Linked DNA regions of Mus musculus: regions 1, 2 and 4 are each linked to region 3. Evidence: chromatin loops called from intact Hi-C (ENCODE). Cell type or tissue: heart. All regions are shown on one strand. Links, peaks and the distances in the headings refer to the core of each region. The heading gives the core; the rest is flanking DNA. Region 1 holds the start of A930015D03Rik (RIKEN cDNA A930015D03 gene). Region 2 holds the start of Atat1 (alpha tubulin acetyltransferase 1). Region 3 overlaps Flot1 (flotillin 1). Region 4 holds the start of H2-T22 (histocompatibility 2, T region locus 22).

Region 1 (7,342 bases), core at 1,230-6,229, 160 kb after region 3:
CACTGCTAGCACAACTTATTCACATGTAGCTAGAGTGAACCCCCCAGGACTCACTTACCCACTGAACAGTCTCTGAGTTATTAGTACCTGTCAATCACTGCTAAGGGGTAAGAAGGATATCACTGCTAAGGGGTAAGAAGGATAAACAGCCCTTGTGGAAGCCGGGCGTGGTGGCGCACGCCTTTAATCCCAGCACTTGGGAGGCAGAGGCAGGCAGATTTCTGAGTTCGAGGCCAGCCTGGTCTACAGAGTGAGTTCCAGGACAGCCAGGGCTATACAGAGAAACCCTGTCTCGAAAAACAAAAACAACAACAAAAAATAGCCCTTGTGGAGCGCATGGTTTGTTGAGTGATGAAAGTAATACTTTTTTTTTAAGTGTGCTAAATGCTGGGAGAAGAGTGACAAAAGATCCCCGGGGTCCTGCTCAGGAAGTGTTGACATGGCTGGACACTGTGCCCTCCATCTCTGCTCTTTGGATTGGAGCTCATTGATTGGCTAAAATGTCTGGCCAATGAGCTCCAGGAATCTTCCTACCACTTATCTCCCAAGCGCTAAGGTGAACAAACAGCTGGCTTTTTAAGTGCTGGTGGTCCCAACTCAGGCCTGTAAGCCATCTTCACAGCTCTGGACGCTGGATCTTCGCGAGGTTGTGCAAGGCTGAGAAAGAACAGCTGTTTCTGGTGCTATGGGAACCCTGACGGGGAAGCCAGTCTCCTCGAGTCTGACTCAACAGCCTAGAGGAGCAGAGAGGTTCGCGCAGGCCAAACTAAACACTGGGCTAGAGGGGTTCCACAGATGCGGGTCCAGGAAGTGTGTTCTAGCTGAGGGGCTGTTTCTACCATACAGGAGGGTGGAGAGAAACGGTGTACCATGGACAGTAACCCTGGGCACCGAAGAAAGAGGAGAACATACAAAAGGTAGGTGGAAGTGAGAGGGAACGCAGTGTGTGCATTGGTGGTGTAAAGACGCGTTCTGGGGCAACGAGTGCAAGGAGTTAGGAGAGGTTGTAGAGGTCTCCGGCCACGTTAGTAATATTTATTTAGTTTGTTTATATGAGTACACTGTAGCTGTCTTTAGAGACAGCAGAAGAGGGCATCAGGTCCCATTACAGATGGTTGTGAGCCACCACGCGGTTGCTGGGAATTGAACTCAGCTCTTAACCATTGAGCCAGCTCTTCAGTCCCCATTTTAAAGAACGAATCCGTGAAGGTAGGCATGGTGGGACACACCTTTAATTCCAGCACTCGGGAGGCAAAGGCAGTTGAATCTCTGTGAATTTGAGGCCAGCCTTATCTTACAGAGTGAGTTTCAGAACAGCCAGGGCTGTTAAACAGAAATCCTGTCTGGAAACAAAACAGAAAACCCATAGAGCTGGGTGTGGTGGGGCACACCTTTAATTCCAGAGCTTGGAAGGCACAGGCAGATCTCTGAGTTTCAGTCCAGCCAGAGCTCCACCATGAGACCCTGTTGGAAAAAAAAAATAATAAAAATTTAACCCTAGGACTAAAAGGCAGGGAAATAATTGGCTGTAGACCACTGTGTTTGCAACTTGGACATTTATTTGGAAGGGGAAAGTGACCAGAGGGTTTTATAGCCATCCTAGAAGGAAAATGAACCAGAAACAGTGGGGGAAAGACTGTTTGACTGTTTGATAGATGGACAGGCTGTTGGATTGCTTCTCTCTCTCTCTCTCTCTCTCTCTCTCTCTCGTGTGTGTGTGTGTGTGTGTGTGTGTGTGTGTGTGTGTGTGTGTTGGTGATGGAGTTGTAGAGTAAGGGAACAGAGTGTAGCATGGCTCTAGTTTGGCATGTTTGTTATGGGCGATCTCCAGAGACAATATATGCAGACAGTATATGCAAGCACAGCTTGGGGAAGAGATGCTGGCTGGAGACATTGGGCACCATCAGCATAGAGGTGGGAGGAGAGGAATAGGTCATCTTCAGAGTGTAGTGTAAGCTGAGAACCTGTGTAGGAAGAGAGGAGAATTTGCAGGCGTCTTACTTCTTGTCTGGGAAGAGGAGTAAGCCAGTTAGAGAAAACCAGGAATGTAAAGGGGAGGGAGGAGAGAAGGCCCAGAGGAAGACGATGGAGGTTGAAGGTAATTGGGTTGGGGGTGGGGGGTGGGCAGGGTCAGGGTGGCATTGAACATTGTGGTGCAGTGGACCCATTGAAGAGATGAGCTTGAAGGCCCCATATAGCGGATAGAGGTGCAGGCATTGGAATAAGGATGTAATTGTCAAGTAATTTGGCTATGGGGTGGAGAGAAGGCTCAGCAATTTAGGAGCACTTGATTCTCTTCCAGGGTTTCTAGCATTCACACCCAGCAGCTCACAACAGCCTATAACTGGTGGTGACGTTCAGATAGCTGTGCGGCTACAGCTCATCTTTATGTTGAAATATTATGTATCAGTAGGTAGTAAGTAATGAGTAGCTGCAACAGCAGGAAAAACACTTGGAACTCAAGATCCCCACAGCCTTGGGTAAAGGGTCGGTCCACCGCACCTGCGACTCCGCAGTGCCACCTGCTGGTCAAGATGCGTCATGGCTGCGCAGAGGAAACCCTGACGTCGCGCGACGTTCGATGGAGCTGGGCTGTGGTGCACCCCTTTAACCCCAGCTTTTCAGGCTGAGACAAGAGGATTGCTGTGAACAGATAGGCTATCCTGGGCTAAATAACAAGACCTTATCTCATACCACAAATAAAAATTATCTTAGAGCTATTGCGTTGCTGCTGTTTTGAAACCGTTTAGCTTCGTTCTTCTACTCGTAGCAGATTTCAATGGTTGGAAAAAGTCATTTATTTATTTATTTATTTATTTATTTATTTATTTATTTATTTATTTATTTATTTATTTATTTGGTTTTATTTTTTGAGACAGGGTTTCTCTGTGTAGCCCTGGCTGTCTTGGAATTCACTCTGTAGACCAGGCTGGCCTCGAACTCAGACACCAACCTGCCTGCCTAGTGCCGAGTGTTAGGATTAAAGGTGTGTGCCACCACGGCCAGCTCGAGATAATTTCTAATACCATCTGACAGTCCATTCTTTGGGTGAAATGGTCCCCCATAGGTTCAAGTGTTTGAACGGTCGGTCCCCAGCTGCTAGCGGTTTTTGGGGAACCTTTAAGAAGGTGGAGCCTTGATAGCGGAAGTCCCACCCAACGGGTGAAGAAGACGGATGTGTTTCGCCCGTGGGCTTGGCTTTGCGTCTAGTCCGGCGTCGCAGACCGGTTTCGCCATGTCTCTTCCTCAAACGGTAAGCCCACGAAAACCTTTTAAAGTCGCTGTTTGTTTGTTTTGGTCAGAAATGTCGGTTATCAAATCTAGAAAAGCGTACAATCGTCAAGCCTTCGCAACTTGAAGCGCCTACTATAGTATTTTTCATTTTAATTTTCTCGGCTCAACTAAGCTTACTTAGTAGATTTATTCATTCATTTCAGGACAGGTTTTCTCTGTGTAGCCCTGACTTTCCTGGAGCTCGATCTGTTGACTAGGCTGGCCTCGAACCCAGATCTATCTGCCTAGGCCTACGGAGTGCTGGAAATAAAGACCTGCACCACCATGCCCGGCCCTCATTAGATTTTAATTTCCCCAGCTTTATTTATTTAGGTGTAAGTGACAAAAATTGCACACGTTTGAAATATATAACGTGGTGTGTTAAAACACATTGTTTAGGGCCGCGGAGGTTGCTTAATCGGTAAAGAGCTTGCTTTGTAGCACAGGACCTCCGAGGTTGATCATCGGAAATCGCTTTAAAAATGTGAGCGTGGTGGCTTGTTATGAAAACCCAGCTGGGAGGAAGACAGGCCGATCCCCGGGACTACTCGGGACTACTCGGTGAACCGCAGTAGCCTAAGTAGTGAGTCTTAGAGGAAAAAAAAATGGAGGCTGTGTTAGGAAAGATACAGTTGTCCTCTGGTCTCCACTCTTCACACCTTATAAAGGGAATGGTGGTAGGCACGGTGTCTCACTCCTTTAATGCCAGCATTCAGGAGGTGGATTTCTGTGAGGTCAGGATGAATGAGCCATGGAAGAGATTAAGCCAGTTACTCAGAGAACTCGATATTGGTTTTTTTTTTTTTTGGAGGGGGGGGGACTGGGGGGGGGGCGGTCTTGCTATGTAGTAGGGTCTGGCCTGGACTCTGTCTGCCTTTGCCTATTGAACGCTAGGATTAAAGGCATTCGCCACCATGTCTGGTTGAAATGAAGTTCTTGATGTGTTAGAAGTCTAATAAGCAGGGCTGGAGAGAGGGCTCAGCAGGTAAGAGCACCGGCTGCTCTTCCAGAGGACCCAGGTTCAGTGTCCAGCACTGGTGGCTGCATGCAGGCAAAAATATTCATACATTGGATCCTGGGTGGTCACAGGAAACATTGTTTAATGAAAGTTGCTAGCCCAGATCACATTCTTGCTGAGTTGAAATTTGGTGCTGGTAGTTCATAGCATGTCCGTACACAGCAGGGAAAATACAGATGGTATTATCCGCCCGAGAAGATTGCTCAGACATGGGTTTAAGCCACTAGAAAGTCTTTAGTAGCTGGCTGGGGGTGACACTGAGTGTCCAGGCTCCCAGTGTCCCCGAGTCTTTCTCTGAGTGAACTTTTTTTTTATTGTTTTTTTTTTATTAGGTATTTTCCTCGTTTACATTTTCAATGCTATCCCAAAGGTCCCCCATACCCCCCCCCCCCGAGTGAACTTTTAAACACCAAAAACCATGTTCTGGGTTGACATACTTGAGTTAACAAGAACAGTTATCCAGAAGCAGACAGCAATGTTAGTACATTTAGACATTTCCCCAGAACTACAGACTTTGATGGATTAAGTCTTTGTTTTCATTTTGTCCGGGGGATACTGTCTTGGTGCTGAGTTTTACATCCTGAATGGCACTTCCATCATGGAGTCACTTGTGCTAAGGTCTCAGAGGCCTACTGAGTGGTTGTTATTGACTATCTTGTTAATAACAAGACTATTAACAGAGGTGGCTAAGAATTGACGGAGAAGTGTAAGGCCTTGAGAGACAAATCACGTGCTGGGGTCCTTGGTTAGTGTGATTACAGAGAGTTTGGTATGTCCTAACTAACTGCTTCTGACAGGTACCCAATGCAAAGGGCAGACAGAAAGCCTCTTATACCTTTTATGGCTTCTGAGCTGAGAGCTAGCTAGCCCTGGCTTCTCAGTATAGTAGTGGTGGTCTGGCAGTGCCCATTAAATATGCTAAGGATACTAGTGGAGATCCTGAGTCTGCTACTGCCCCCGGCCCCCTTCCCCTCCCCCCTCCTTTCTCAGGAAACACCTTCCTAGACACATCAACTGTTTAATAGCATCTTGCTTCATAACGAGTGGCTGTCTTCTTCTGGACCTACCTCCATCAGCTCTCATTGCTTCTAGGCCAATAATGAATGTAGATGAAAGGATTTTTCAGAGTAGAACGGGGCGTTTTGGAAGGAGATTGCTACACTAAAGAGTAGCAGGGCCGGGCGTGGTGGCGCACGCCTTTAATCCCAGCACTCGGGAGGCAGAGGCAGGTGGATCTCTGAGTTCGAGGCCAGCCTGGTCTACAAAGTGAGTTCCAGGACAGCCAGGGCTATACAGAGAAACCCTGTCTCGAAAAACCAAAAAAAAAAAAAAAAAAAAAGAGTAGCAGGGTTCTGCTCTCATTCTCCTCTCCTCCCCTCCCCATCACCTCTTCCCAGTACCCTTATGTGTTCTGTGGCTGGAGAGCGACCAAGCTGCTGCTGGATCGAGTGATGGGATCCCCGATACGTGTTGCACCGTTTTGCACCACTAGGGGATGCAAGCAGGCCTTGTCTGTGGTTTAGGCTGACAGTTCTAGGCGGCTGTCTAGAAAGACCGAGAAGATGGAGATTCTACGATCAGTTCCCCAAAAGGTCACTAGAGGGCAGCATCTGACAGGAGGTTGCATATTGGCAGGAAGGCTAGGTGACCCTGGCCCAGCCAGTCACGAAGACAGGGCAGGCAGGCTTCGTCTTACTCACCTGCCAAGAGTGAAGCATGAATCTGGCCAGAATTCTAACGAGGAGCAACCATCTTTCACAATTGTAGCTTGATTACTTTGCATTCTTTCTTTGAATTCATCTTCACAAGGATTGACAAACATTTTTTCTCCTGTCTTAAATGGTTATGTCTGCCACAACAGTAAATACTCAAAACCTGTTGCTTGGTTATCCTGCCACACTTTGCTCTTCTCTATGCTAGCGGGAGACTTTGTCTATATTATCTCACCTTAAATCATGCTCAGTGATGTCACTTTGCAGGGGTTGGTTTTGATTTTTTTGTCTATTGTATAACCTTGACTATCCTGGAACTCACTCTGTAGACTAAGCCTCTTTCGAGCTCCAAAAAAACCGACCCCTCCGCCCCTCCCCCAGCCCCGTGCCAAGATCAAAGATGTGCCCCGCTGCCCAGCTCACTTTGCATTTTTTATATCACAGAGATTAGCAAATTTGAGGCCGGAGAGATCGCTCAGTCAGCAAAAGCGCTATCTGTACAAGCACGAGGCTCTGATTTCAAATCCCTTGCACCCGAGTGAAAATCAGCCTGGTGGCAGCTCGCAATCCTCTCACTAGGGAGGCAGAGGCGTGGTGATGGGGGTTGGTGGGTGGGGCTTCCAGGCCAGTCAGGTTTGTTGGGTTAGCCAGCTCCTGTGGGCTTGGGGTGCGGGCTGAATAAAAAGGGACCGGCTACTAGGAGCACTCCCCACTCTCTGCTTCTCGATTGTGGGTGCAGTGTGACCAGCAACCTTGCCTTCCCAGCCATGGTAAAGTGAGTGTATCTTTCAAAGGGTGAGCCAAAAAAAGATACTTCTTTAAGTGTTTTGTTTTTTCTTTTCTTTTTCTTTCTTTTCTTTTTTGAGGTATTTTGTTTCAGTACTGAGAAAAGTGATGGCTACTTTGTGACATGTAACTTACTCACTTAAGGTTTAGTTCCTCAATTTGGATGCTTGGTTCCCAGTTGGTGGAGTGTTGTGAAGGACTAGGGGTGTGGCCTTGTTGGAGGAGGTGTGTCCCTAGGGTGGCTTTTAAGATTTTGAAAGTCCTTGCCAGACCCAGTCTGCCTCTGTCTGTCTGTCTGTCTGTCTTTCCTCTGCCTGTGGATCATGATTTAAAGCTCTCAGCTACTTTTCTAGCGCCATGCCTGTCTGTTTGGCATGCTTCCTCTTGGGATGGTAATGGACTAACCCTCTGAAACGGAAAGCAAGCACCCAGTAAGTTTGTTTTCTTTCTTTCTTTTTCTTTCCTTCTTTCTTTCTTTCTTTCTTTCTTTCTTTTATAAGGAGAGGAGACAGAGGGAGAGGGCTAGAGGAAGGGAGACACTGGGAGAGACTAA
Region 2 (7,306 bases), core at 1-5,000, 78 kb after region 3:
TCCTGACTACTTTAAAAATCAACTCCAACACTGGGCATAGTGATTCACTCCTAATAACCTTAGGATTAAAGAGGCTGAGGTACGAAGATTTCTTGTAAGTTCAAAGCTAGCCTGTACTTCCAAACCAGTCAAAACAAGACTCCTGGGGTTGGAGAGATTTCTTAACAGTTAAGAGCACTGACTGCTCTTTTGAAGGTCCTGAGTTCAAATCCCAGCCACCACATGATGGCTCACAACTACCTGCACTCATATACATAAAATAAATAAATAAAATCTAAAAGAAAAAAAAAAAAAGACTCCTAAATGTTTTCCCGAAAGCCAATCTACCTATATCATGCAATGTCACCCTTCCTATTCCTATTGTTTTGGGTCCAATCATAACTCTATTTTTCCCACATCTATTCCATAAGGAAATTATGTTTGTTTTACCCTCAGATGCCACCGTTTCCTACCTCTACTGCTGCCCCTGGGTCTGTCCCTGACTCCCTTTCATCAGGAATTTCTGCTTTCCTATCCGTCTTCTGAACTTCCACCCTGGCTCCCTCTATGGCTTGTTTGTTTGGCACAGCAAGCAAAGTGAAGGAGACAGGTGACCTGTGTGGCCCTACCCGTGTGCTCCCTTCCTTTGGCTTTAGCTCTCACCTACTACTTTCCTTCGGTCACACTGCTGTGGGCATATTCTCACTGCACAGCCTTTTATACTGGCCATCACTCCTCTGGGACACTGTGCCTCCACACACTTCCTTCATGCTCTCGCACAAATGAGCTATCCTCTCAGTTGAGAGCTCTGTTGAGAGCTCTGCCAATATCTGACTCGCTCGCACCTGTAAGCCCCTCCCTCACCAGCACTGGTTTCATTTTCTCAGAACACTTATCAACAGTAAAGCATGCCTTTTGGTTTTTTGTTTGTTTGTTTGAGACAGGGCCTCTCCAGGGGGTCCTAGAAGCCCCAGAAAACAATATTTAGACCGGGCTGGCCATGAACTCACAGAGCTCTGCCTTCCCAGTGCTGGAGTCAAAGGCATGCACCACCCTTGCCTGGCCCTAGAATAAGTTGTTTGTCTGGTTCCACATTTGGATTCTTTTGTTTGGTTGTGTAAAGTATTCCTAGTGCCCACAACAGTGTCAGATACACAATAAACAGTTGTTGAACGCATTAGTAATGTGTTTCTAAACTCACAGAATCACTGTCCCATGATAAACCAAGCTTCCTGAGGCCTGGAATGTCTATTATTCTGGATCTTCCATAAATGATGACTAATGTAATGGACTTGTGGGAGAACAAGGTAGAAACAAGCTGTTGTGTTTGGGGATAAAATAAGGTCTAGTAAACAGCCAATGTCCAGGTGTGGTGATGAACTCTGGAGGTAGAGGCAGGGTGACCTTTGTGGTGCTTGCCTTTAGTCCCAGCACTCTGAGCAAAGGCAGGCGGATCTCTCAAGAGTCTGAAGCTAGCTGATCTATATAGTGAGTTTCAGGATAGCTAGAGCTCCAGAGGGAGACTGTGCCTCAAAAAGCCTGCAAGCAAGCAAGCAAGCAAGCAAACAAGCAAGCAAAGCTCCCCAAAAGACAGGATGAATGCTTCTAGAATATGTAATGAGTAAGGAGAAAAAAGATTTAGTTGCAAAAATAAATCACACTGGACATCATGACTTAATCCTAGCTCTTGGCAAGCTGAGGCAGGAGGATCATCCATTTGAGGAGAGTGAGGTTTGGTGTGTATATAGCAAGCGTCTTTCAAACACAGAACAGCTGGGCATCAAGGCATACCTGTGACCCCATTACTCAGGAGGTAGAGAAGGAGTGTCACTGTGAGTTCAAGGCCAGCCTGAGATATTTAGTGAGATCCAGTTTTAAAAACCCACAATGCAGGCTGGAGAGATGGCTCAGTGGCTAAGAGCACTGTTTTTCCAGAGGTCCCGAGTTCAATTCCCAGCAACCACATGGTGACTCATTAGCTATCTATATGATGTGATTTGATGCCCTCTTCTGGCATGCAGGTGTACATGCAGATAGAGTACTCATATATAAAATAAATCTTTAAAAAAAAAAAACCCAAAACCAAAAACCAAAACAACAACAAAACCCACGGTGGAGCCCTGGAGATGGGTGCATATAAACAAAACTAGAGGGACTCAGAGGGTTTTATATATGCATTTAGCCTATCTATATACCTGTGCACATGTACATGCAACAATAATGAGAGACAATAGTGGGAGAGGGGGACACGGGAGGGGCTGGAGGGGGAGAAAGAGGGATAGGAGTGCTGTCAATACAGAGCTCAGGCATAAAGTCCTCATAAAAAGTATAGCTGAGGTGGTGGAGCATCCCTTCAATCCTAGCACTCTGGAGCGAGAAATAGATGGATCTGTGTGTTCAAGGCCAACCTGGTATACAAGGTGAGTACGGCACAGCCAGGGTGACCCACTGAGACCTTATTTGAAAAAACAAAAATAGGGACTGGAGAGGTGGCTCAGAAGCTTAGAGCGCTTGGTTGCTCTTGAGGACTAAGATTCAAATCCCCCAGCCCCCACATGGTGGCTCATAAACATCTGTAACTCCAGTTCCCACGTTCTGACACCCCCTTCTAACTTGTGTGTACAGGCATGAACATGGTGCATGTATATACATGTGAGCAAAGCATTCAAACACACGAAAATGAGGTAAGTCTAAAACAACATGGAAACAACCCGAGGTAGAACTTAGCCAGGCGTCTCCAGGGTTGGTGCAGAGCCTCTAACCTGTGGGACTGTGGTCTCCAGGTTGTAGTGCTTATTCAGGAACTTGAGCAGCTTCGGCGATGGTCGGTCAATGGCCAGTTGGTGGGGCTCCACTCGCTCTTTCTGCAGGAAAACGGAAAACTTGGGGGCAGGGGTTGTAGGAGGAGCATGCTAGCAGGATACTGGGAGCCTGGTAAGGGAATACAGAGAAAAGGGGACCAACTGTGGGCCATGGAGCAGGGCCTCCTAGAGCTTCGGGGTGAAGAGCCTTTTAGATCTATTCTGACTAATCGGTAAAGGTTGTTGGGTACCTGTAACATATGCTGAAAAAGTTCTCGCCCGTGGCCATGCCGTTGCACCGACTCGTGGATGTAAAAGTCCAGAATGCAAAGGGGTTCTACCTCATTGTGAGCCTCCCGGTCATCCTAAGAGGTCAAGAACACATACTCATTAGGAGCCATGCATCTTCTTCATTGTCTCCCACCCCGCCCCCATTTCTTCTCTGACACCAGTGCTTACAAATGGCTAGTTTGCAGTGACACTCACCAGTACAAAGAGCTTCTTGTATCCAACTTTGAGGAAACCAATAATGGCTCCTTTCCCTGCCCTGTGGGATGGGGGAAATAATGAACCAGGCAGGAGCAACTGTCTGGGAGAGATTGTAAAAGGGAGGTAAGAAGAGTTTGATTCACAGGGAATAATGACAGTAAGACTCACGGTCGGGCTGAGGTGTCCTTCAGTATGTAAATAACGTGCCGGTTGCTTTGCATCCTCAAAGCGCTGGTGATGGGTGCAGGGAGGTGCTGCGCCTGCAGAGATGAAGATCTACTTTGTTTGGCTCCTTATCTGCCACCCATCTCCCTTTCCTCCTCCTAGAGGCGCCCCGTACCTTGGCAGAAGCCTTGCCCAGCTCATCTACAATAGTCATGATTTGCTGCTGCAGATCCACACTACAGAGAGAGGGGCCCGGTCAGACACTCGCTAGGTTACAGCATCGTGTAAGTCATTCCTGGCAGCCTGCTTGGCTCCCACCCAGGCTCCTCCACAGGGTCTCTGACTTTGCTTGGAACTCTTCCTCACCTCCCACCTCACCTCACCCCTCCAGATCCCAAGCTTTGGTTTCACAGCTCCCGTGTTAAGGTTACTGTGACGCGGTAGGAAGGGCGGGTCAACTATAGCCTCTTGTTGAGGCCACATTAGGCCAGATGGTGAAAGGTTACAGATGTAGGTCTATTAACCCGGCTAGATCCAGGGTCAAAGGTCACCAAAACACAAGTAAGACCGCAGGAGAAATGGCCAGTAGTCAGTGAGAAGGGGGCGTGGTTCCTGGATCAGGTTTGGAGAGGAACCGGGACAGAAGGGCCATGGGTCGGGTTTGAAATGTCACCGGGCCGGCGTTGTGGTTCCGGGTCGGCGGGCCGGAGGCCGCAGGTGCTGGTCCAGCACGGTGATCCGCTCCGGGAACAGCGCATCCACATCGAACGGGAACTCCATGGCCCATTGTGCGGGACCAGACACGCCCCACACAACGTCACTTCCGCTAAGAGGGCCGGTAAGTCTTTATCTCTAGGACCCGCCCCGAGGGCTCGCCCCGCCCCCACCATGGTTTCACAGTGCCTGGGAAACCCCATTTTTCTCTAGCAACAGTTCTCCTTTTGTAGGTCTGTGCCCCTGAGATGCCAGGGCAACCAAGTATCCTGCCCTCCCAGTGAACAGCTGAGGGAACCTTCAGAAGAACCAGTCTCACACCCCTTGGAGTTGCGGGTAGACCACACTCCCACCCCACCTCATAGACTTCACACCCACGTTTTGAACAGACAGCCCAAAGGGAGTCAAGAACGGGTGAAGAGACACAGCTTTATTGTATAAAAGCTGAGCCAGGAGGTTTAAATCAGGGACACACCATCAAGGGCATACACAAGAGTCTCCAGTTTATATGTAAGTCCTCACCAGTTACCCATAAACATCTAGTCCCCCTCAACGTCAAATGTGCTTTGTTCTCTTCATGCCAGCCAGTTCCCTATAGGGTCTGCCACTGTCACAAAACAGAACCCTTTGCAGGACACAGGATACCACGTAGCCCTAGACAGTACTCCCTTGGTCTGACTTCCCCAGGTCACAAGTTCTAAGCACTCTGGGAGCCTGGCTGCTCAATGGAGGATTCTGCTGGTGGTGTAGTGGGCATCTCTGGCATCGACTCAGGTGGCGGGCCACTTTCTTCTAGGAGATTTCCTTGATAGAGTCGGCGAAGGCGAGACAGCTCTCTCTCTGGTGGCTGTTGCCAGCTGTACCATGGGTACCAAGGTTCACCTGACAACAGTGTGGGGGCTGGTGGAGTCACACTGACAGCTCCATGCACAGTACCAAAGTCAGCATCCCGGGGCTCAACCTGGGGGACGTAGTAACTGAGAAGACCTACGGGGTTAAAGGAAATAATGGTGGATGAGGAAGGGCAGGTCAGACTCAAGACAAGAAAAAGGCACTACAAGTCGAGGGACCAGTCATAACCACCAAGCACATTCCAGCAGCGCATACACAGCACACCCTGCCAAGGAGACAGAGAACAGGCAGGGCACTGCATGGGCTCTCCCTCCTCACTCATCCGTGCAAAGGTGCTGTATAAGCCAGGTCAGAACCAAGAAACACAAGACTGTCAAGATTCAGGAGACAGAGTAGTCTGAAGAAGGAATGTTCCTTCCTTGTGTTTCCTGAAAGATCATCTCAATATGTACTCTTAGTAGCCTGGAACCTACAGCTGTTACTTCCGAGTCCAGCAACTCACCCAACGTGGAAAAACTAGGAGTCTGCTGAGTACTTTCTCATAGACATGGGAGCACGTAAGCACCTCAGAAACCCTTGCCCCTTGCTCTCACTTACCACACTCCCTGGCTTTCTGGATGGCCTGGGTCAGCTTCTTGTGCTGCTTCATACAGACCCCTACGGAGAGAAACGTCAACCTGGACAGCGTCCCACACAGCAGCAAGTCTTCTACACAGAGACAGCTGACCATTTAATGCCCCAGGGCCCTGACCTGTATCTGCCTGGATGTCCAGCCACTACAGAGATGTCATGGAATGACAGAGCCTACAGATGGGCCAGAAGATGACTCAATGACAAATGTGGTTAAGGCTGACTTGGAAAATCCACAGAAAAAGATCTTATAAGAAGTGATTTCAAATTAGGGAATGTGACAGAGTAGCAATTATTCCCAGCTCCACTCTGTAGGCTGACAACAAAAAAACTCTGACAAAAGGGACATATCGCCGGGCATGGTGGCACACGCCTTTAATCCCAGCACTCAGGAGGCAGAGGCAGGCGGATTTCTGAGTTCGAGGCCAGCCTGGTCTACAGAGTGAGTTCCAGGACAGCCAGGGCTGTACAGAGAAACCCTGTCACACACACATACACACAAATTTATAGACTGATAGGTGGAAAACTTTACAAGGAAGCAAGCTGTTCACCTTTAAAAAAAAAAAAAAAGGTTGAGCCGGAGTCTATGTAGCCCTGGCTGTCTTGGAACTCACTATGTAGACCAGGCTGACCCCAAACTCACAGTTTAAGGCACGCTTTACCTTTTAAAGTACATTTAGACAGCCCTCACTCCTACAGGGAGGCTCTAAAACTTTAGTCTTTTGTCTACATTTAACTGTTTTATCGTAATGATGGTTCTCATTAAACAAAAACTTCTGTGTGCTATTATTTATAGGAGCTATCAAAGGAATGTCTACCTCCCAACCCCATAATAAGGAGCTCCACGGAAAAACTATAGAAGTCATAACAGGAGGGCCAAGCTAACCTGTGTATGGGGCGTGAAAGATGATACCCGTGTGTGCACAGACAAACTGTTCCAAGAGCTTCACATTCTGCAGGAGAGAGATAAACAAATGTGTGAGGGACTGGTCAAGACCTCTGTAGGCTAAGTGTGTCCCCCTTACACCAACACAGCCCTTTGTGGTAGCACAACCCATCAGAACTTGATGAAAAAGGAACACAGAAGAATGGAGGTTAGGGCCAGCCTTGGCTACATCTTGTTAGGTGTAATCCCAACACACAGGAGGCAGAAGACTATCTTTGAGATCAAGGCCAGCAAGTGCTACCCCCACCCTCCCGGAAAAAGAAAAGCCCAGCAAAGCAAAGACGAAGAGCTAGGGAGTGGTGGCGCACAGCAGTGCGAGGGAGGCAGAGGCAAGTGGGTCTGTGCTTTTGAGTGGAGTGAATTCCAGCACAGCAAGGGCTTTACAGAGAGACCTTGTCTCAAAAGACAAAGAGCCAAAAAAGCCCCCCAAAAAACAAAACAAAACCCTCACAGGGGCTCCTTCCTGCTCTCTGTCTCGCTCACCAATTCATTTCATGCACACATCCTATAATCTGCCAGTTTTGGAGAAGCCATGCTCCTAATGGTCCACCTTTGAGCAAAAATTAGGGATGGCCATCAAGGTCCAGAAATTACCCCAAAATGATGACTATGTAGTAAGTAATGCACTGGGCTGCTGAAGGTTATGGTAAGATACAGTGTGTAACTAAGAGCAACTTAAAAGTTCTAACTGCATCAAACAACCAGACAGACCAGTGCTAGGAGGTGAGGA
Region 3 (7,342 bases), core at 1,044-6,043:
GCCGTGTGTGCTGGACACGAGAAGGCTGAAGAATTCTAGTTGGCTGATGCACCCTCCAGATAAGCTCAGACACGGAAGCCCTGCCTTGTGTCTGCACTCAGGCTGCAGGCGGTTTCGATGGGTATCGTCTCTCAGGTCTGAGGGTACAACACACACACACACACACTCACACACTCACACACACACTTTCGCTAAAACGATTCAGATAGTACTAATGTGCTTTGTGGAGTCCCTTAGCACTGGAGGCTGTGAAGTGTTTATGGAGAAAGTGTGTGTTGTAAGGTTACCTCTGATCAGGCACGCGTTAAAATGCAGTTGGCTTCTGCTCCACACTAATGCATCAGTTCTGTGTGCTTTAATATAAAATTTCTTTAATTATTTTGTCGGTCAGTTGTTTTTGTTTTCTTCTGTTCTTTGAGATAGGGTCTCACAATGTAGCCCTGTTTGGTCTGGAACTCACTATGTAGACCATGCTGACTTTAAACACAGAGATCCATCCACCTGCCCTTTAGTGCTAGGATTAAAGTTGTGCACCACCATACACTGCTTGCTTATTTGAGACAGGGTCCTTGTGTCTGCACTCAGGCTGCAGATGGTTTCAAAGGGTATCATCTCTCAGGTCTGAGGGTACAACACACTCACACACACACACACACACACACACACACACACACACACACACTCACTAAAAGAATTCAGATAGTACTAACGTGCTTTGTGGAGTCCCTTAGCACTGGAGGCTATGAAGTGCTTTACATAGTAGCCCAGGCTAGACTAAAACATGTACATGTAGCAGTCCTCCCATTTCACTCTTTTTACTGCTGGGATTACAATGCCTAGCTTAAAAGGTATCTTTAAACAGAAACACTTAAACAAAATTATATATTGATTAGCTGATAAAAGTATAGATTACACTGTTCCTTGAACTCAGAGATCCTCCTGCCTCTGCCTCCCAGTGCCAGGGTTAAAGGTGTTCAGTGTGGTGGCACACACCTTTAATCCCAGCGCTTGAGAGGCAGAGGCAGGTGAATTTCTATGAGCTGGAGGCCAGCCTGGTCTACAGAGCTATTCCAGGACAGCCAAGGTTAAACAGAGAAACCCTGTCTTGAAAAAAAACAAACAAAAAAGATTTATTTTTATGTTACGTGTTTATGGGATGAGTGTTTTGCCTACATGTTTATGTGTCCACCGTGTGCGTGTGTTCTTGCTTGGTGCCTGTAGAGGTCAGAAGAGGGCATCAGATCCCCTGGAACTGGAGTTAGAAATGGTTGTAAGGTGCCAGGCAGGTGCTGGGACTTGAACTCAGGACCTCTGCAAGAGCAGCCAGTGCTCTTAACTGCTGAGCTTTCTCTCCAGCCACAATTATGTTTAATTTAATTAAATTTATGTATGTTCAGGTCAGAGACAACTTGCTGCAAGAGCCAGCTCTTTCCTACCATGAGGTTCCCCCAGGATCAAACTCAGGTAGTCAGGCTTGGAGACAGATGCCTTTATTCCCCAAGCCATCTTAGTCCAAGCTCACATCAAGTTTGAAGCCAGCTCAGATTCTATCCTTTTTTTTTTTTTTTTTTTTTTTTGCTTTTTCGAGACAGGTTTTCTCTGTATAGCCCTGGCTGTCCTGGAACTCACTCTGTAGACCAGGCTGGCCTCGAACTCCGAAATCTGCCTGCCTCTGCCTCCCAAGTACTGGGATGAAAAACATGCGCCACTACCACCTGGCTATTCTATACTTTTAAGGTAGCCTTTCTACAGAGTGACAACTCCCTACCTTAAAAAAAAAAAAAGGCTGGAGAGATGACTCAGCACAGCTACTCTTCCAGAGGTCCTGGGTTCAATTCCCAGCAACCACACGGTGGCTCACATAGCATAACCATAGTCCCATGAGATGGAATGTCCTCTTCTAGTATGTAGATGCACATGCAAAGCACCCCATGTACATAAAATGCATGCATGCATAAACAAACAAGCAAATATTGAGAGATGGTTGGTGGCTCATGCCTTTAATCTCTGCACTAGGGAGGCAGTAGTTTGAAACTAGCCTGGCCTATAGTTGATTTTCAGGATAGCCAGAGCTACATAGTGAAACCCTGTTTGGTGAAGAAAAAAGAAATTTGAACACACATGATCTCTGGAAGCTGGTTATAGCAGTTGCTTCTAGAAAGGGAACCATGAGGTTTGAGGCAAGAGGTGGGAGGAAGCCACTTTCTACATGTCTCCTTTCCTTTTGAGTTTATTTTGTTCCTATTTTGTGTGCAAAAGATTTTTTTAAAAGATATCTGCTGGCAGGGTGTGAAAGGCAGTACTTGACCGTTGAGCTGCCCAGGCTGGCGTTGATGGTGGCTTACTCTTGTTTGTTTTTTTGTTTGTTTGTTTTTTGAGACAGAGTTTCTCTTTATAGCCCGGCTGTCCAGGAACTCACTTTGTAGACCAGGCTGGCCTCAAACTCAGAAATCCGCCTGCCTCTGCCTCCCAAGTGCTGGGATTAAAGGCCTGTGCCACCACACCCAGCCGGTGGCTTACTCTTAAGACTGGCAGCAAAGACAAATGGAGACATGTGAACAGGACTGCGGAGGTAGATTATGACCACAAAGGGCTCAGTGCCCTCGGGACCCTCATACTGTAGCGACTTACCCAGGGAGGGCAAGTACCAGCCTCATCCATTCTGACGCTAAGTCCTTAGCCTAGCTGCTCTAAGAAGTCACAAGGCGGTTCCCAGGCCCTGGCTTGATTCTGTGCCTGAAATGGATCCCACTACCGAGTAGGCTGAGCTGACCAGAAGAATGCTTCCTGGGTCTCTTCCACGTTGTGTATCCCACTGGTGGCGCTGGCTTTTCTCTCTGACTCAGGCCACCCGCTCCCCAGCCATGACTCAAGTACCCTTTGCTCCCTAGGTGGCCAAGACGAAGCAGCAGATCGAGGAGCAGCGGGTGCAGGTGCAGGTGGTTGAGCGCGCCCAGCAGGTGGCAGTGCAGGAGCAGGAGATCGCCCGGCGCGAGAAGGAGTTGGAGGCTCGCGTGCGCAAGCCAGCAGAGGCTGAGCGCTACAGGCTGGAGCGCCTGGCGGAAGCAGAGAAGTAACAGTCCCCTTCCTGAGCCCCCTCTCGGCCCCTTGACGCTCATAGTCAGAAAAGGCGCCCTGACTGTGAACTGCTTCCCATCTGTCCCCAGGGCCCAGCTGATCATGCAGGCAGAAGCCGAAGCTGAGTCTGTGCGGGTGAGTTGGGGTATGGCTCCTGATGGACACAGGGAAGGGCTTGTTAGGGTTTCTTATTCTCTATTGCTTGTTTTTGGATTTCTGAGGCAAGACTATTACTGTGTCACCCTGGCTGACCTGGAACTCACTGTGTAAACAAGATGGCTTCAAACTCAGGGAGACCCACCTACCTCTGCTTCCCAAGTACTGGGATTCAAGGCACTCACAATGGAACCCTGTTATTGTTGCTGCTGCTCTCCTCCTCCTCCTCCTCCTCCTCCTCCCCCCCTCTCTCCCTCCTCCCCCCCTCTCTCCCTCCTCCCCCTCCAATGGGGGGGGGCAAGGTGGTGCCCCTTGCCAATGTGGAGGTCAGATCTTCTGACCTTACTCTTTTAAGTAAGGTTGTTGGCCTTACTGGCAAGCACCTTTACCCTCTGAATCTCATTGGCCTCAGAATTTGGTATCCTTAATGAGTTGCCATCAGTCTTGAATGCCCTGTGCCCTCTACAGATGCGAGGGGAAGCTGAGGCCTTTGCTATAGGTGCCCGCGCTCGTGCTGAGGCTGAGCAAATGGCCAAGAAGGCAGAAGCCTTCCAGATGTACCAGGAGGCCGCCCAGCTGGACATGCTGCTGGAGAAACTGCCCCAGGTCTGCAATCGGGTGGGACTCTGAGAGGAGGGGTGACTGGGGGGGGGGGTCCTCAAGGGTGCCAAATATAAGGCAGGACCGTAGCGAGGAATTATGGTCAGTTGTGGGGTGAATCTGATGGGTGGTAGTCATAGCTATCTCTGCCTACCAGGTGGCAGAAGAGATCAGTGGTCCCCTGACCTCAGCCAATAAGATCACGCTGGTGTCTAGTGGAAGCGGAACCATGGGGGCAGCCAAAGTTACTGGGGAAGTACTGGACATCTTGAGCCGCCTGCCGGAGAGTGTGGAGAGGCTCACAGGCGTCAGCATCTCCCAGGTGAGGGGGCAATGCAGAGTGTGTGTTGTTACTGCGTACCCAAATTGTGTGACACAGTAGGTTGGGTGCTTAATGGGCATCCGGGAGCCCAGGAAGTCACAGACAGTGACTCAATTCCCAGAACCTATGTCAGGTCCCTGCTTGGCTAGTTCCAGGCCAGTGAGAGATCCTGAAAACGTACAGTGCTTGGGAAATGACAGCCAAATTAACCTTCACCTTTCACACACAAGTGCACGCGCACACACAAAAGGACTCCCTCCAACATGACTAAATGATGCAGTCCCCATGACTGGGAAGCAGAGCACCAGTCATTTCCTGCCATATCATTTCTTCCCTGGAGTTTACCCAGCTGTGGCAAAGATAAGTAAAATCACCTGTGACAGGTTGCCAATCTGTGCCCGTTTCCTCGTCTTAAGATTGTCTTCTTTTTTTTTTTTGGTTTTGGTTTTTGGTTTTTCAAGACAGGGTTTTTCTGTACCTGGCTGTCCTGGAACTCACTCTGTAGACCAGGCTGGCCTCGAACTCAGAAATCTGCCTGCCTCTGCCTCCCAAGTGCTGGGATTAAAGGCGTGCGCCACCACTGCCCGGCAAGATTGTCTTAAAGAGCTGGCCATGGTGGGCTCCCAGCACTCAGGAGACAGAGACAGGAGGGTCTCTTGAGTTTGAGGTCAGCCTGGCCAAGGAACAAGTTCCAGGTCAGTCAAGACTACATAGAGAAACCCTGTCTCCAAAAAACAAAACAACACAAAATTAGCTTAACAGTACAAACTGCCCTCCTTGCTGGGGTGTTGGGAAATTGTTTGCAGAGTACTTAAGGCAGTGTTGGATAAAAAACACACACACACACACACAAACCATGCAGCTCAGTGTATAAAGCTTGAATCTCAGCACTCGGGAGGCAGACAAACACTGATCTCTGAGTTTGAGGCCATCTGGGGCAATATAGTGAGACCATCTTTTTGGTTTTTTGAGACCGGCTTTCTCTTTGAGTGACCCTGGCTGCCTAGATCTCACTCTGTAAAACAAACTGGCTTCAAACTCAGCTCCACCTGCCTCTGCCTCCTGAGTGTTTTATCAACTATCCCTCAAGACCCCGTCTTAAAAAACAAAACCACATGTGTATTAAAGCAGTCTTCATCAAGCTGGGTTTGTTGGAATATCCTTGAAGCCTGCTCTAGGCTTTGAGCTAAGGAGTATGCAAGCAAAGCTCTAGTACCTATCACCTCTTCAGTGATGGGTCCCTGTGACTACATGGATACCTAGAACTTGCTATGTAGACCAGACTCAAGAGATGCGCCTCCCCTCAGCTTTTTCAATGTCCAGAACCCATCCTTCCAAATGGATGCTACAGAGAGCAGATGCTGGATTCCCACGCTGTCACATCTTTTCTTTCCTCTAGGTAAATCACAACAAGCCTTTAAGGACAGCGTGAGCCCTCAGTCCTGGACTGTGTGGCCTGAGCGGTCTCATTGGGGAGTGGTCTCATCGCATGCACCTCACCTGGCCTCCCTTAGCATGGCCCCCGACAGGGGTGCACACCTCTCCTTGCCAAATAGTCCGTGCCTTGCCTTGGAGGGTTTGCCCTTCTTAGCCCATTGCCAGTGCCCTGCACCAAGATTGATTATCTTCAGCCCATCCCAACTATTTAACTTCCTGATTAAACTAGACTGTTTGAGCCTGGTTATCTATACTTCTTTCCTCACTCAGACCAAAAGATACCCCTAAAGATCTTGTTAAATAAATCAGGTATTGACACAGCTAAAATACCAGTTTGCAGCAGGCTGGAAGCAGAACAAGTTCCAGGCCAGCCTGGGTAGCAAAAACCTGACTCCATCTTCCCTAGAAGTTGGCTGTGCAGACTCCTGCAGTGAAGTCCTTAAGTACAGCCCTCCCTGGGCTCACAGTACCAGTGAGATGCCAGTCTGTGTTATAGGAAATGGTGTAGTATCCACACGCACCCCTCAGACACCCTGCTCTACATATTAAATCCCAGCATTTTATACCTAATACCTCTACTAGGTAGCTTCAGCTAGTGTTAACAAGGAACTCAAAGCCAGCCTGAGTCTCAAACTTAGAATGGTGTGACTACAGGTCACAGGTTAACCCCAGAGGGATGTGGAATGTGTTGGGAGGGTTGCTGATGGGGTGTCAGGTGCTATTTTCAAGATTGTGGGCAGCTTTGGACCCACAATCTTCGATTGAAAGCTGGCATTAGAGGTTTGTCCAATCGAAATACCTAGAGAGCTGGGGATGTCACTCAGTGGTCCCCAGCCCTGAAACTGCTAGGCATGCCACATGTACTATCTCAGCTATTAGAAAGGCAGGGGTAGGAGTCTCACCTAATTAGGGACAACCTTGGTGTACTGGCTAGTTTTGTGTCAACTTGACACAGGCTGGAGTTATCAGAGAAAGGAGCTTCCGTTGCGAAAATGCCAACTGTAAGACATTTCCTCAATTAGTGATCAAGGGGGTAAGGGCCCCTTGTGGGTGGGACCATCACTGGGCTGGTAGTATTGGGATCTGTTAGAGAGCAGGCTGAGTAGGCCAGGGGAAGCAAGCCAGTAAGAAACATCGCTCCATTGGCTTCCTGCCATGCTTGAGTTCCAGTCCTGACTTTCTTTGGTGATGAACAGCAGTGTGGAAATGTAAGCTGAATAAACCCTTTCCTCCCCAGCTGCATCTTGGTCATGATGCTTGTGCAGTAATAGGTAAAATCCTGACTAAGACACTTGGGAACAGTATAATTCAACCTGGGACCGGTTCCTCCACCAGCAGCTTTAACTACCCCTGAATGAGCACACAGCCTCACAGCCTTTTTCCAATTCCCATTTATTTTTGGCTCTGGGGCGATGTCAACTTTTCAATATGAAAAAAAAAAAAAAAGCAGGTACAACACGAAATAGAAAGGTAGGAAATGACCAAGCCAAGGGCAGGAGGAGCATGGGGCAGAGGTGGTGACAGCCCATCTGGGCAGTGTCTGAAAGACCCAGGTGGAAACATACTTTCCCAAGTGTGGAGTTTCAGCGGGAATTGGGAGTGTTCAGAGACCAAGACCAAGACCTTGCCGCACCCCCAACCCCCATCTCTCCGAGAAAGGAGAACCAATACAGGGAAGACACTTCCAATGGCAGATTTGGCTCAGGACAGCTGGGAGGATATAAATGGAGATAATACTGTTAATACCTC
Region 4 (7,342 bases), core at 1,610-6,609, 210 kb after region 3:
AAGCAAGCAAAGAAGGGAAGAAGCCCAGGACCACAGCCCCCAAGATCCAAGACCCAGCATCTCCTTACTCCACCTGTCCTGCAACAAAACACCAATGTATTGTTCAGTAGAGACTAGGTGCTATGGAGATGGAGAGAGGCTGTAGAGCTAAGCGTTGCTATGGAGACCGAGGAGAGGCTACAGAGCTAAGCCTTGGGCCAAGAGAATGAAGGAAGCCACAGAAAAAATGCCAAGATCAGACTGCCAAGAGATGTAGGCTGCTTTTACCTCCAAGTCAAAGTCAAGTAAAAATGAGTAACAACAAATGAGCCGACCTTCAAAAAATACTTTGTTGGGTCAGCCAGGTGCTCAGTGGGTAAAGGCACTGTGTCCAAGTTTGCTGACCTGAGAACCATCCCTGGGACCTACCTGGTGGAGGAAGAGAACTGACTCCAGCAAGTTGTCCTCTGTCTCCCACACGTGCGCTATAGCTCTCACATGCACATACCCAATAAATAAATAGATTTAAGACACCTTAAAATTAAAAAGATATATTTTTTAATTAAACCCTATCTCTATTAGTCCACAGTTCTTTTCTGCATCAAAGCCATTGATCCCAATTTGACCTGATTAAATGTCCCTGAAGCACTGAGGGTAGGACCCAGAGTGCTGTGGGTGAGAGGAGGGAGCTTTGTGTCCCTGGGACCCTTGACAAGGTGACAAAATGCCTGACTAGAAGCCGAGTAGGCAAGAGACAGGTGTTCAGATCCTTGAGCCAGAAAGGTGAGATGTGTTTCTGTCCAGGGTGGCAAGAACTGGCCTGCTGTCCTCACAGCCCAGCCACTCAAAGGGGCATCTCCCAGATGATCCTAAATCCAGTCAAGGTGACAGTAAAGACTCGCCAACTGATGGGATATAAAAGGAAAGATTGCATTCTTCAGTAACTGTTGCAGGTGATCCCACAGAGGCGGTGGGTGAGGGGGAACAGCTGGGAGTGTTCTCTGGAGGGTGAGGAGGCTAAGTGAAGCCTTCTGGGAGACAACACCGACAGAGTTGGGGGTGGGGTGGGGAAGACAGGCTGATACCTCTTTCGGGGTGACATGGTAAACAAACCTGAAGTTCCTGGGGAGTGGCCTAGACAAGTTTTACAGGACTTAATCTTCCAAAAGCAAACCCCCATCTCCTATAGGAGTAAGAACAGGTTCAGGGCAGTTACTGTAACCCGTGATGTTCCAAATAGCTCGCTTCTCACTCAGATCTCTCTACCTGCCCATCACGAGTCCTCTGTGCCACCCCATGTTTTACCTCATCATCCACAACAGTCTTGCTAGAGTCTTGGGGACTGTCTCTGCCTAGGAAAGACCAAAACAGGATCCAGTCAGACTTCAGAAGACTAGAGGCTAAAGGAGGAACTGCGGTGGGCTCCCATGGGCTCCAAGGGTCTCAGAGATCACTCCTCACCACACTCACCTGCTTCTTGGGTGTCACGCCTTCCTCTCCCACCTGAGGAAAGAAAAACCACATATGGGTGGCATGGGAGTAGGGAGTCATAAGGGCCTAGACCAGTGGTTCTCTTCCTTCCTAATGCTGTGGCCTCTAATAGAGTATTCTCATGTTGTCATGACCCCCACCTATAACATTATTTTGTTACTACTTCATAACTATAATTTTGCTTCTGTTACAAATTGTAATGTAAGTATCTCATATGTCGGATGCCAGAGGACAACCCCCAAAGGACTCTCGGCCCACAGTTTGAGAACCACTGGTCTAGCAAAACCCCTTAGTTCTGGGCCCAAGGGAAATTAAGTTTTCTTTTTCTTTCTTTCTTTCTTTCTTTCTTTCTTTCTTTCTTTCTTTCTTTCTTTCTTTCTCTCTCTCTCTCTCTTTTTGTTTAAATATTATTTACTTATTTATGAGTACACTGTAGCTGTCTTCAGCTACAGCAGAAGAGGGCATCAGATCCCATTACAGATGGTTGTGAGCCACCATGTGGTTCCTGGGAATTGAACTCAGGACCTCTGGCAGAGCAGTCAGTGCTCTTAACTGTTGAGCCATCTCTCCAGCCCCCCCCCCCCCAAGGGAAATTTCTAGGACTGAGGTGATGTAGGACCTCCTTGGAGTTTTGTCCCCAGTGAGACCTTTGCCTGTGACAGCTGGTCATGAGGTCCCAGGCACCAGAACCATTCTCAAGAAGAAACTGCTGTTTAGTCCCCTTCACTTAAGGTTAAACAAAAAGGCTCCAGGCTAAGAGGACTGTGGATGCTACATCCTGTTACCTAAGTAGGGTATGCCTCTACCTAAGGCTTCAAACCCTCAATGGGACAAGGAAACCCAGAACACATTTCTCCCCTACCTGCATTCTTCTTCATGCATATGCAAACCACACAGAGACAAATGATGAACAAAATGAAAACCATGGCAACAATCCAAATCCAAGGCTTTTGGTACCATGCAGGCTCTGGGAAGCAAAGGGAAGTGAAGGGAGGGAAGGGCAGGAGAGGGGAAGAGAAGGTGAAGACCATTCATCTCTCAGCCCTGACCAGCTCAGGGTCTACAGAAGGCTCCAGCTTTCCCTGAACCCAGCTCTGCACCCACACCCTCCTTACCCCATCTCAGGATGAGGGGCTCAGGCAGCCCCTCATGGTACACATGGCATGTGTAACTCTGCTCTTTCCCAAGAGGCACCACCACAGCTGCCCACTTCTGGAAGGTTCCATCCCCTGCAGGCCTGGTCTCCACAAGCTCCATGTCCTGGGTCAGCTCCTCCCCATTCAACTGCCAGGTCAGGGTGATGTCAGCAGGGTAGAAGCCCAGGGCCCAACACCTCAGGGTGACATCACCTTCAGGTCTGGGGTGACGGGTCACATGTGCCTTTGGAGGGTCTGAGGGAGAGAGTTGAAAGGATGAGGCATCGTGCTTTCTTCTGGGGACTCAGCAGTGTTCATGTGACCATCCTGGGGTGGGATTATGGTGTCCATCATCTAGACACCAGCTAGAGCACCTGCTCCTGGGAGGATCTGCTCTTAGGGATGCCTTAGGATGTGAGCAGGACAACATGGACAGGAGGCTCCAGGTCTCTGCAGACTCATGGGAAGGGCTTCTGGTCCTCAGCTGGGTGAGGGCCAAGAGACTGAGAAAAGCTGGAGTCTGACTCCAGAGACACTGAAGTCTGGGGCACAGAACAAGTTCTGAGAAATAGCTCCCAATTGGCCTAGGATCATTGCTCAAGTCAAGAATTTGTTGATCAGTTACTAAAAGATTGGTCTCCAAAATGAATTTCTTGCTAGTAAGAGAGGGGTTGTCCTGTGAAGAAGTCATTGTTTTGTCACAGATCTGGAACACAAGAGCCTCTTGCCTCTCTGGACTTGGGGAGGAGTGAGAAAAGTCCTTCCCATTCACCTGCCTCCCTCTCCTCTTTTGCGAATGCTAAGGATCTAAACCAGAAGTTGTGCTTGCTGGGGAGTGCTCAACTGTGAGCTGTACTCCAAGTCCTCTCTTCCCACCCAGCACCTCCAGCTCTCCAAACTCCCAGCAAGTAGCCTAAAGGAAACAGACATGGTTTGGCTCCCCTGGGCACCTGAACGCAGCAGCCTCTCCTTCCCTTTTTCCAGGTATTTCTGCAGCAGATCTGAGCAGTGGCTCTTCAGGTCCTGAGAGATGTGAGGTACAGTGCTGTTTCCCACTGTACAGGAACTTGGGTTTTCGTTCAGGGTGGGGAGATCCTCGCTATCATAGGCGAGCTGGTTGTACCAGAGACACAGGTGCCGATCTGGCTCCACATCGCAGCCTTGCAGCCACTGTAGTGTGTGAGAGTCTAGGAAGGACATAGTTGGTGGTCAGTCCTGTCGCAGCAACACGAGTAGAACACAGACCAACTCCAAGTAAATCCCTGCAGACTCTTGGTTTTTGAGGAACTGGGCATGTGTTGGGTGAAACTCTGGTCTAGTGAATATGGACAACCCTGGTACATCCTTGGGATGGGTTCGGATCACTCACCGTCCATGCTCTTGTTGTAAAAATGAACCAGGGTCATCAGATTCCTTTCAGACAGCTGTCCTTGAATTGTGACTATACGAGTCTGCTGCTCCCAGTTATCTGCTTCCTCCTGCTCCAGCCAGGGTGCCATCCTCGGAGTCTCCTCCTTGCTGCTGAAGCGCAGGACCTGCATGTCGTCCACATAGCCGACGATTATGAACCAGGGCTCCCCAAGGCCAGGCCGGGACACAGCGGTGTAGAAATACCTAAGCGAGTGTGAACCTGGGAGGAGGAGCGCGATGAGACCCCGACCTCCTCCTCCTCGATCCCCATCTCGATCTCGAGCGGGAGTGCGGGCCGGGAAGGGAGCAGGGCGCCAAGCTCGGGACAGCTGAAAAAGGGGGGCTGGAGGATCTTGCTGGGTGGTGCAGAGACTGGGTGGTGCTATCCCTAGCCTTCCCAGTAGAGACAGTTTCCCTCCCCGGTCTCACTCACCCAAAGGGATCCGAGTCCAGGATGGTCTGGCATCCAGCTGCAGGAGAAGGGCGCAGACCACAGCGGCCCTGAGGACCCAGGACATCTGGGACTGGGCAGATCTTGGACAGCTTTATAAACTAGAGCGACAGCGATTGTATTATCTCAGAACCCAACTTCAAATTACAGTCGCGAGTGATTGGAAAACACCAGAAAATCTGAATTTTAAAAGTAACCAAATGACACTACCTCTGGTCGCAGAATCGATTGTCCCAAACTGATCCTCTGTTTTATGTTGGAAATTCTTCCAGTGGCAAAAGCCGCCACTGGGTCTGACAATTCTGCAGGCCTACATCCTGCACCTTCTTGCTCTCAACCCTGCCTGGGGAGAGGAGGGTCGCAGAGAGAGCAGGGCGGTAAAAGGCGTTCCTTTCTCCCACGTCATGACTTCCTTTCTTGCCTTTTCATCTTAGCCCAGCGATTGGCTTCTTGTCGTCGTTATTAGCCAATCAAATAATTAGGAGAAATTGCCCTACAGAAAGTGAGAACTAGTGCCAAGTCATCAATATCTAGGCAGAAAAACTCAAGAGAAGTTGGGGATTCGAAAGTGAAACTAAGCCAATTAGGGACTCTCCCAGCTACTTTCCTCTTGAGGTCCTGAGAGTCCTTGCCTGCCAGGGATTTGCACAGACTCCCAAAGTGCCCAGAAAGCGCTGAAAGAGCTGTTCCTTCACTCCGTCTTCCCGAGACCTGTTCAGAGGCTGTCTGTGGAATCCAGGGGAGACTGCACACTGATCTCAGGCCCTCTCATGGGACACAGGACTCCTCCAGAAGGAAACATCCCAGGGCCCATGTTGGCAATAGCCAGCTTTTTGGTAGAATTCACTGGAGACCTAGGTGAGATCCCTTCTCCTGTCTGTCTGTCTGTCTGTCTGTCTGTCTGTCTGTCTGTCTCCCTTCAGGACTTTCCTTTTTAGGCCAGGCTTGCCTCAAACTCAGGAGATCCACCTGTTTCTCACCCCCGAGTGCTGGCATTAAAGACATGCACTGCCAAGGACCAGTGAGTTATATTTTCTCAATGAACCTGCCAAGTTGACTAGCTCGCATTATGGAGTTTTGCACAAGGTTGGGACTCATCTCTGAAGCAGAGTTCTCAAAGCTCACAGGGAACATGTGGCAGGATTCCATTTCTCAGTTTCTGGGCAAGGTCCCCTGTCCTTGCTGGATGGAGCAGAGCAGGAATGTTGGTTACTCTCCATGGACTTTGGGTTCTTTGGGTGGCTTTATGAAGGCCATTGGAGGAAATCTCCTGTGTAGAGTCATCACACTGTGGGTCTGGGCACAGAACGCAGTCCTTTTAATATTTGCCCTGATCAGGACAGTCCCTCAGAGTAAAGTCAGCTGGTTCGGAGCCCTAATGACTTTTGCAGAGTCCCTTCACTGAACTAGCATTTGATGGACTGACCTTGTGAAGGTTAATAGTCAGGGTGGTTATTGGGGGAGGGCTGGGGAGAAGGAGCCCAGCACTGCCTCATTCTTCTTTGTGTGGGAAATGGTTGTCAGGGGTCATGAAAATCTAATTGAGCTAGAGTGAGGGTGGTAGTGAATGAAAATGGTACAGCCATTTCACAGTTCTAGTCGTGGTGAAGGAAAAGGAAGAGCTCAGACTGAACACAGCCAGCAGAATAGACCTGGCCATGAGAGGGAGATGGGGGAAGGCAGTCGGAGGAGAGAGAGAGAGAGAGAGAGAGAGAGGGAGAGAGAGAGAGAGAGAGAGAGAGAGAGAGAGAGAGAGAGAGAGAGAGAGAGAGAGAGAGAGAGAGAGAGAACCAGGACAGGGAGAAGAAACAAAGTGGCCAAGAGCATCTAGCCAAGGGAGCTGTTGGCTGGCAGCTGGGCTGAAAGTTGAGAAGATGAGGGATGGAAAGGGGTGAAGCTTAGGGTCTGGAGAGGTTCAAAGGGTAGGGGGTGGGGGTTAGAGATACTGAGAAGAGCCAGGACTCTGGCAGAGGTTCTCAACCTTCCTGAAGCTGAGACCCTTTAACAAAGTTCCTCACATTGTGGTGAGCCCAACCATAATGTTATTTTTTGTTGCTACATTATAGCTGTAATGTTGCTGATGTTGTGAATCATGTAAATATCCATGATTTCCAACTAAGTTTGGTGACCATTGTGGAAGGGTTGCTGGACCCACAGGTTCAGAATCACTGCTGTAATAGATAATGGATGCTGAGAGAAAACAATGTCTAGAGTCCCCTTTGTTAGGATAATAGGAATCCCAGTTAGGGGTTAACACCCTATTTAGCTGTGAGAATTTTAATTCTTAAAATAAGGTGACAAGAATACTCCCTTATGATATCTTAGGGCAGGTTGAAAGGCTAGTTAGGATAATTCCCCATCTTTGAAAGCTCTGGATTTCAGAGTCCTAGAACTCCACGGGATGATTGTGGGAGATTTGCATTTCTCAGTTATTGCTACTATGTAGCAAAAAGCCAAGTACAGTATCTGGAGACTCCAACCACTGATACTTCTCACAGTGTGGGACATCAAGAGTTTGGTGAGCCTGGCTCAGGAGCTCTCCCAGGTCATAGTTGTGTTTTTCTTCTTGCTGTGTTTTCTCAAGGCTTTACTAGAGCTGGGGTCACATGAGATATGGCTTCCTCTTATGGCAGCTGGAAAGGACTCAGGTTCCTGCTGGTTGTCCCCAGGAGTCCTCTGTGCCCTAGGTCTCTCTTGAGATTTTTCTTGACAGAGCAGCTGACTTCTCTGGAGCCAGTCTTTAGAGAGAGAGAGAGAGAGAGAGAGAGAGAGAGAGAGAGAGGAAGAAGAGGAGGAGGAGGAGGGAGGAGAAGATGAAGAAGAAGAGGAGGAGGAGGAAGGAGGAGGAAGGAGGAGAAGAAGATGAAGAAGAGGA

Evidence for each region. Hi-C counts contacts between places; a loop is a spot of excess contacts. Peaks named below come from ENCODE experiments on the same cell type or tissue, not always from the same donor. Only the 100,000 strongest peaks of a DNase experiment are listed, where the experiment ranks them.
Region 1: it touches region 3 in a loop (4-fold over the local background); 10 of 42 quality-filtered maps call a loop at or near these places.
Region 2: it touches region 3 in a loop (3-fold over the local background); 22 of 42 quality-filtered maps call a loop at or near these places.
Region 4: a loop joins it to region 3, with 2.8 times the contacts of the local background. A loop is called at or near these places in 2 of 42 quality-filtered maps.

Annotation. Positions count from the first base shown.
Region 1 is chr17:35,991,308-35,998,649 of GRCm38, forward strand. A930015D03Rik (RIKEN cDNA A930015D03 gene) reads left to right here and starts at 3,197. Exons shown (of 2, transcript NR_015618.2): 1 at 3,197-3,253. In heart, for the core only: a CTCF peak has its summit at 5,869 (motif pointing right); DNase peaks (open chromatin) are centred at 2,534, 3,144 and 5,904; H3K4me3 peaks cover 2,069 bases; H3K27ac peaks cover 1,059 bases.
Region 2 is chr17:35,905,822-35,913,127 of GRCm38, forward strand. Atat1 (alpha tubulin acetyltransferase 1) reads right to left here and starts at 4,247. Exons shown (of 13, transcript NM_001142744.1): 1 at 4,108-4,247; 2 at 3,610-3,670; 3 at 3,438-3,529; 4 at 3,267-3,327; 5 at 3,032-3,145; 6 at 2,742-2,843. The coding sequence starts at 4,214. Mrps18b (mitochondrial ribosomal protein S18B) reads right to left here. Exons shown (of 7, transcript NM_025878.2): 5 at 6,517-6,583; 6 at 5,598-5,657; 7 at 4,559-5,135. The coding sequence ends at 4,846. It overlaps Gm16279 (predicted gene 16279), which reads left to right and starts at 3,914. Exons shown (of 2, transcript NR_167681.1): 1 at 3,914-4,272; 2 at 4,382-4,699. In heart, for the core only: a CTCF peak has its summit at 1,997 (motif pointing left); a DNase peak (open chromatin) is centred at 4,250; H3K4me3 peaks cover 1,582 bases; H3K27ac peaks cover 1,337 bases.
Region 3 is chr17:35,826,952-35,834,293 of GRCm38, forward strand. It overlaps Flot1 (flotillin 1), which reads left to right. Exons shown (of 13, transcript NM_008027.2): 9 at 2,892-3,073; 10 at 3,168-3,213; 11 at 3,703-3,840; 12 at 3,992-4,156; 13 at 5,556-5,836. The coding sequence ends at 5,588. It overlaps Tubb5 (tubulin, beta 5 class I), which reads right to left. Exons shown (of 4, transcript NM_011655.5): 4 at 6,969-7,342. Among named protein-coding and RNA genes, the nearest start is that of Flot1, 7.3 kb to the left of the region's middle. In heart, for the core only: CTCF peaks have their summits at 1,226 (motif pointing right) and 2,951 (motif pointing right); a DNase peak (open chromatin) is centred at 2,980; H3K4me3 peaks cover 749 bases; H3K27ac peaks cover 429 bases.
Region 4 is chr17:36,037,893-36,045,234 of GRCm38, forward strand. H2-T22 (histocompatibility 2, T region locus 22) reads right to left here and starts at 4,850. Exons shown (of 9, transcript NM_010397.5): 1 at 4,450-4,850; 2 at 3,976-4,236; 3 at 3,557-3,793; 4 at 2,586-2,861; 5 at 2,333-2,437; 6 at 1,450-1,482; 7 at 1,285-1,331; 8 at 1,093-1,162; 9 at 515-884. The coding sequence starts at 4,534. The coding sequence ends at 859. Gm6034 (predicted gene 6034) reads left to right here and starts at 5,069. Exons shown (of 3, transcript NM_001034909.3): 1 at 5,069-5,325. The coding sequence starts at 5,238. A930015D03Rik (RIKEN cDNA A930015D03 gene) reads left to right here. Exons shown (of 2, transcript NR_015618.2): 2 at 1-282. In heart, for the core only: a CTCF peak has its summit at 4,425; DNase peaks (open chromatin) are centred at 2,929, 4,349 and 4,919; H3K4me3 peaks cover 1,311 bases; H3K27ac peaks cover 341 bases.